Linked DNA regions of Homo sapiens: region 1 is linked to region 2. Evidence: chromatin contacts called from ENCODE Hi-C or POLR2A ChIA-PET data. All regions are on one chromosome and are shown on one strand. Each heading gives the region's core, a stretch centred on a gene start or an enhancer-like site at or near the end of the contact. The rest is flanking DNA. Distances are from core to core; before and after follow the strand shown. Region 1 holds the start of SLC43A1 (solute carrier family 43 member 1). Region 2 overlaps RTN4RL2 (reticulon 4 receptor like 2).

Evidence for each region. A loop is a pair of places that touch in the nucleus more often than their neighbours do. ChIA-PET counts read pairs that join two places held with the same protein, here RNA polymerase II (POLR2A). Pooled maps may share reads with other maps.
Region 1: a map of CD14-positive monocyte shows a loop between it and region 2 (2.1-fold over the local background). The contact joins the promoter of SLC43A1 here to the enhancer-like site in region 2. A Hi-C loop is called at or near these places in 18 of 168 maps with a recorded cell type or tissue (A673, B cell, CD14-positive monocyte and 14 more), 7 of 37 single-sample maps with no recorded cell type and 15 of 50 pooled maps. POLR2A ChIA-PET finds 5 or more read pairs at or near these places in 20 of 52 experiments (AG04450, CD4-positive, alpha-beta memory T cell, Caco-2 and 15 more).

What each region holds. Positions count from the first base shown.
Region 1 is chr11:57,514,211-57,516,951 of GRCh38, forward strand. SLC43A1 (solute carrier family 43 member 1) reads right to left here and starts at 1,492. Exons shown (of 15, transcript NM_003627.6): 1 at 1,234-1,492. RefSeq lists an enhancer at 1,646-1,715.
Region 2 is chr11:57,474,752-57,477,451 of GRCh38, forward strand. It overlaps RTN4RL2 (reticulon 4 receptor like 2), which reads left to right. Exons shown (of 3, transcript NM_178570.3): 3 at 1,411-2,700. The coding sequence ends at 2,160. Among named protein-coding and RNA genes, the nearest start is that of RTN4RL2, 16 kb to the left of the region's middle. RefSeq lists enhancers at 1-55, 1,229-2,057, 1,275-1,424 and a silencer at 1,745-2,214. Within about 2 kb of position 1,425, at least 9 of the 41 ENCODE cell types and tissues checked have a DNase peak (open chromatin) inside an H3K27ac peak, as active enhancers do; they include body of pancreas, pancreas, psoas muscle and 1 more, where a contact is called at or near this core.

The DNA.
Region 1 (2,741 bases), core at 242-2,741, 40 kb after region 2:
GGCCAGCCCGCGAGGAGCCCCTCATGGAGGCCCCATAGAGCCCTGGGCTTCCCAGCCGGTGCCAAGGAGCTGGCTCCGCGCGCACTAGCAGTGCCAGAGGTGCACGCGGCACGGGGCTCCCGCTGAGCCACTATCGGAAACAAGGAAGGTCCTGTCTGCGCGCTGCAGCTTCCTAGCAGGCTGCCGGGTTCTCTCACCCAGGCCAGGGCGCTCAGGGCCGGGCTGCTGGGGAGAAAGTCCGCATCTGCCCAGGTCCCCAGAGGACAGCAAGGGGCAGAGCGCGCTCTGAAGCACCGCGGGCCCATGTCCGGACTCTCGCGCCAGGAAAGACCCCTAGAAGCTGGCAGGAAGAAGGGCAAGTTCAAGGCTACCCTACGACCCCATCTTCCAGTTGCCCCTCCAAGACCTCTCCTTCCCTCTGGGGCCGGGCGACAGCAAGCCCTCCCCCTTTCCGTATCAGGTGACCCACGACCCTACAGTCTCTCGGGCCAAGCCAACAGCTGCCACGTGGAGGGAGACCCAGGACGGGCTCTCCTCGGTTCCCTCCTCCCCCGCGCGCCCCTCACTCACTCCGCAGGGCTCGGGGCACCAGGCTTTGCACCTCGGAACCCGCTTGCCCCCCTCCAGCCCCGGGAGGGGGCTCGGACTTCGGCAGGAAGTCTGGCGGCTGCTGACTTTATAAGGGCAGCGGTGGCGGATGGGCTGGCGGGCGGGTGTGTTTACCAAAGGGAGGGAAAGAGCCCCAGCTCCCCCCGCCGCGGCCGCTGCAGCCTCGGCGGGAGGAGAGGGAACGCGGGCGGCGCGGGGGCGGGGAGCGACAACTGGGATGAGACCGAGGAAAGCGGAGAGGAGAAGGGCAAGAAAGACCCAGAGAGAGGGGAGGAAGTACCAGTCACTTCTTCCAGGGGGACTCGGTATTCTCATCTGTGAAACGGGGCTTTGGGTTCAAGCGCTCCAGGAGGTCCGCTGGAACTCTGGCAAACGCGCAGCTCTAAGCAGAGGAAGTGCAGCGAGCGGGGACCCGGGAGGAAGAGAAGAGTCGGAGGGGTCAGAGAAAAGAAAAGGGAAGGACGCGCTTGGCGAGATGGGACACTGTGCCGCGGGACCGCGGGCGCAAGTAACGGTCTTTCCTTGGGAAGCCTGGCAGTGTCGGCGGGAGCCGGCCTCGGTGTCTCTCAGCCGACGCATAGCCGGAGACCCTACGCGCGCCCCCTCCCCGCCCACGCTGCTCACCTCCGGTCACCGGCAAATGAGCAGCCAGCAGCTGCGGACGCCTCCGGGAGCGCAACGCTTTCGCGGCGCGTCCGGAGTCCCGTGGGCCCAGCCCTGAGCCGCGCCGGCGCTGGGGTCTTCTCTGCGTGCAGGACCCGGCGGCCACGGAGCTTCAGCCTGACAGCCCGGTGGCCTCGCCTCCGCTGTCTCCTCGGAAGAAGCGGGGGAACTGGGAACCCGCCGGGCGCCAGAGGTCTGCGAAGCTGGGCTTGGATGAAGTGGATCTGCGGAGTTGATAGTTGTATTTACACGCGTCCGGAGCTGCGCCCCGAGGTGGGGGCGGGGGCTCCCTTCTTTTCCCCTCCCCTTAGGTCGAGTTTCACGCGCACGTGACTCGCCCGCTGGTCCCGGACACTCTCCCTCTGGCACAGCCCCAGCACCTACATTTCCACCCTGGACCCCCATCTTCTCCCCCAAGCCCCCAGACTAACATCAGGCAGCGCCCTCTGTATCCTTGTTCAAAACAAAGTGCGATTCGGCTGAAGCCGACTGACCGCGATTCAGGGCCGCCTTGGGTGGGGTTTTGAACTGTGCAGCTGGAAGCAGTGTTTTCCGAGAGGCAGAGTGGCACGGGTTTCTTTGGAGTTAGTCAGATCGAGGTCTGAGTCTTGACTTTTTAACTGACTACCCTGGGTTACCTAGGGCAAGTTACCTCTCTGAGCCTCAGCTTCCTCCTCTTTAAATTCGGTTAAAATGGAACCTACCTAACTGCCCAAAGGAATCGCGATTGTGATGCAGGTAAAATGCTAAGCATAGCATTTGGCATAGTAAGCATAATGTTAATTGTTGCTGCTGTCATTATTTCAGAAGACCTGGTGATCGGATGCTTCCAGATCAACAATTGATTGACTCCAGGTAAATCTCTCAGCCTCCCTGAGCCTCAGTATCCTCATCTGTAAAATAGACTACTATGGTGTGGAGTAATGAGAAGTAATCTCATTACATGTGAGTTTAATTGTGTGTTAAGAGTGCTGCTAATGCATGCTGAGCTTAATACCTAGGTGATGGGTTGATAGGTGCAATAAACCACCACGGCATACATTTACCTACGTAACAAACCTGCACATTCTGCACATGTACCCCAGAACTTAAAATAAAAATAAAATTTTTTTAAAAAAAGAGTGATACTGGTGGCCAGGTGTGGTGGTTCATGCCTGTAATCCCAGAACTTTGGGAGGCCAAGGCAGGAGGATCGCTTGAGCTCAGGAGTTCGAGACCAACCTGGACAACATGGTGAAACCCCGTCTCTACAAAAAAGAAAAAAAAATAGCCAGGCATGGTGGTGTGCACCTGCAGTCTCAGCTACCCAGCAGGCTGAAGTGGGAGGATCACTGAGCTGGAGAGATGGAGGCTGCAGTGAGCCAAGATCATGCCACTACACTCCAGCCTGGGTGACAGAGTAAGACTCTGTCTCAAAAACAAAACAAGAATGACTACAGAAAGCTCCAAGAAGGCCTCAGATAAAAGGG
Region 2 (2,700 bases), core at 175-2,674:
AATCCCCTGGTGAGCTGGTTATAATGCAGAGTCCAGGAATCCCCACTGGCCGTGGGCCACACACACCCGCCGCCCCCCGCTGTTAATTCTGAACCATAGTTCCAAGGTCCTTTCTGCACTAATGTGGCCTGATTAGGTGACTCCCTAGCACCAGGCAGGTGGGACAGCGCCTCTAAGGGGAGTAGTAATGCAATGTGGCTTCCTTCCTCTCCTCCCCTGCCGCCTCTGGGGGTGGAGCTGATGCCCCTCACCCCAATACCCAGCCTAGTAGCAGTACTTTGGTTCCCCCAGGGAGCTCCTCTTTTAAAGAAAAGGGACAGGACCCAATTGTTACTGAGCCCCTATTGTCATAGTAGCCACCATTTATTGATGGTTGACTATGCACCTGCCAGATACTGTACCCTTAACAGCATTTATCATCCAACCCTCCTTTAGCCTGCTGAGGGGGTTATACATAATAAGGAATATTGTACATACTGAGGAACCTGAGACTCCATGAGGTTAAAACTTGCCTAAAATAACACAGCTAGGGAAAAGGCAAGCTGGATTTTGAACTAGGGCTCTAAGTGCTGAGCCTGTGGGCTTCATAATTGGACCAAATCCCTGTGTGCTGGGCACGTGTCCAGCACTTCCCTCATATGATCTTTATGTGAACCATCCTCTGGAATCCTCAGAACAAACCCAGGAAGTAGGTATACTCATCCCCATTTTACAGATGAGGAAACAGGCACAGAGAGATGACTGGCTTGGCCAAGTTAAGAATAATGGCTAACAAACAAAAACAAAAACAAAAATTAAAAAAAAAAAAAGAATAATGGCTAACTCATGGAACTCATAGAACTCCACAAGGAAAGGTGTTCTAAGCACCTTCATACATGCTGCTTCATTTAATCTCTACATTATACAGATGAGGAAACTGAGTCACAGATATCCTGAGTGACTTGCCCACGGTGGCATCAGTTAATGACAGATCCAAGATTTGAAATCAGAAAGGCTGGCTCCCCAGTCTCCATACTTCACCAAACCAGAAGTTCTGAAACTCAAACTGTGGTCCTGCCAATGGCCACACTGGCTTCCCTGGGGAACCTGTAGACATGGGGATTCCCAGGCTCCACCCCAAACCTCCTGAATTAGAAACTCTGCCCCCCGCCCCACCCCGCTCAGAGATCCGCAGGGGATCCTAATACACCCGAAAGTTTAGGAACCACTGACCTCACCAATACCACTTTTTCCACAGCAAATAGGTTAGAGGAGGCAGAATCCAAATCCAGGATGCTATGAATCAAAAGGTCAACCCTTTCTCTTCTGCCACGGTGCACCCCCTTCCCTCCCCCGGCCAAGGCCCCAGCGGGGTCTGCACCCTACCTCAGGCCCATTCTCTTCTTCTGTGCCCCACTCCACCCCACCCAGGATGACTTGTTCGCGGACCTGGCCAACCTGAGCCACCTCTTCCTCCACGGGAACCGCCTGCGGCTGCTCACAGAGCACGTGTTTCGCGGCCTGGGCAGCCTGGACCGGCTGCTGCTGCACGGGAACCGGCTGCAGGGCGTGCACCGCGCGGCCTTCCGCGGCCTCAGCCGCCTCACCATCCTCTACCTGTTCAACAACAGCCTGGCCTCGCTGCCCGGCGAGGCGCTCGCCGACCTGCCCTCGCTCGAGTTCCTGCGGCTCAACGCTAACCCCTGGGCGTGCGACTGCCGCGCGCGGCCGCTCTGGGCCTGGTTCCAGCGCGCGCGCGTGTCCAGCTCCGACGTGACCTGCGCCACCCCCCCGGAGCGCCAGGGCCGAGACCTGCGCGCGCTCCGCGAGGCCGACTTCCAGGCGTGTCCGCCCGCGGCACCCACGCGGCCGGGCAGCCGCGCCCGCGGCAACAGCTCCTCCAACCACCTGTACGGGGTGGCCGAGGCCGGGGCGCCCCCAGCCGATCCCTCCACCCTCTACCGAGATCTGCCTGCCGAAGACTCGCGGGGGCGCCAGGGCGGGGACGCGCCTACTGAGGACGACTACTGGGGGGGCTACGGGGGTGAGGACCAGCGAGGGGAGCAGATGTGCCCCGGCGCTGCCTGCCAGGCGCCCCCGGACTCCCGAGGCCCTGCGCTCTCGGCCGGGCTCCCCAGCCCTCTGCTTTGCCTCCTGCTCCTGGTGCCCCACCACCTCTGACTGCGGTGCTGAGATCGAAGAGGCCAGTGTCCGATCCCCGCTTCCCGTCCACCCGGGGCTGCGGCTCCGGCCCCAGTCGCCCCACCTTCCCTGGCCTTGCTGCCTCCCTTTCCCCTCCCAGCTCCTCTCCTCCCCGGGGAGCAGGCCGCCTCTCCTTGCCTGCCCCCTGGGCTGTCCTGACTTGTGGCAGCCCCAAGAGGGCGTGTGTGGTGGCTCAGCCCTGCCCTCCCCAGTTCTGGCCATTAACTCTTCCCCATCCCAAGGCTGGGGTGGGGCCCCCCAGGCAGCCGCTGACCCGCACTCCTAAGGGCCCACAGCGGACACCAGAGGGGCTTTTGTCTGCAGAGCGTCTTCCACCAGCAGAGCCTTTGGAAGCTCCCCCAGGGAGCCCCACCCAGGACCCTTTGGGGGATGCCTCAGTCAGGGCCAGGCTGACCCTGACCCCTGCTTACCCTAGTCCCCTCAACCTCCTGACACTGGAGGAATACTTTTCTCCTAAGTCTACCCTGGACACTTTTTAGGGCACCTGGAGAGAACTTT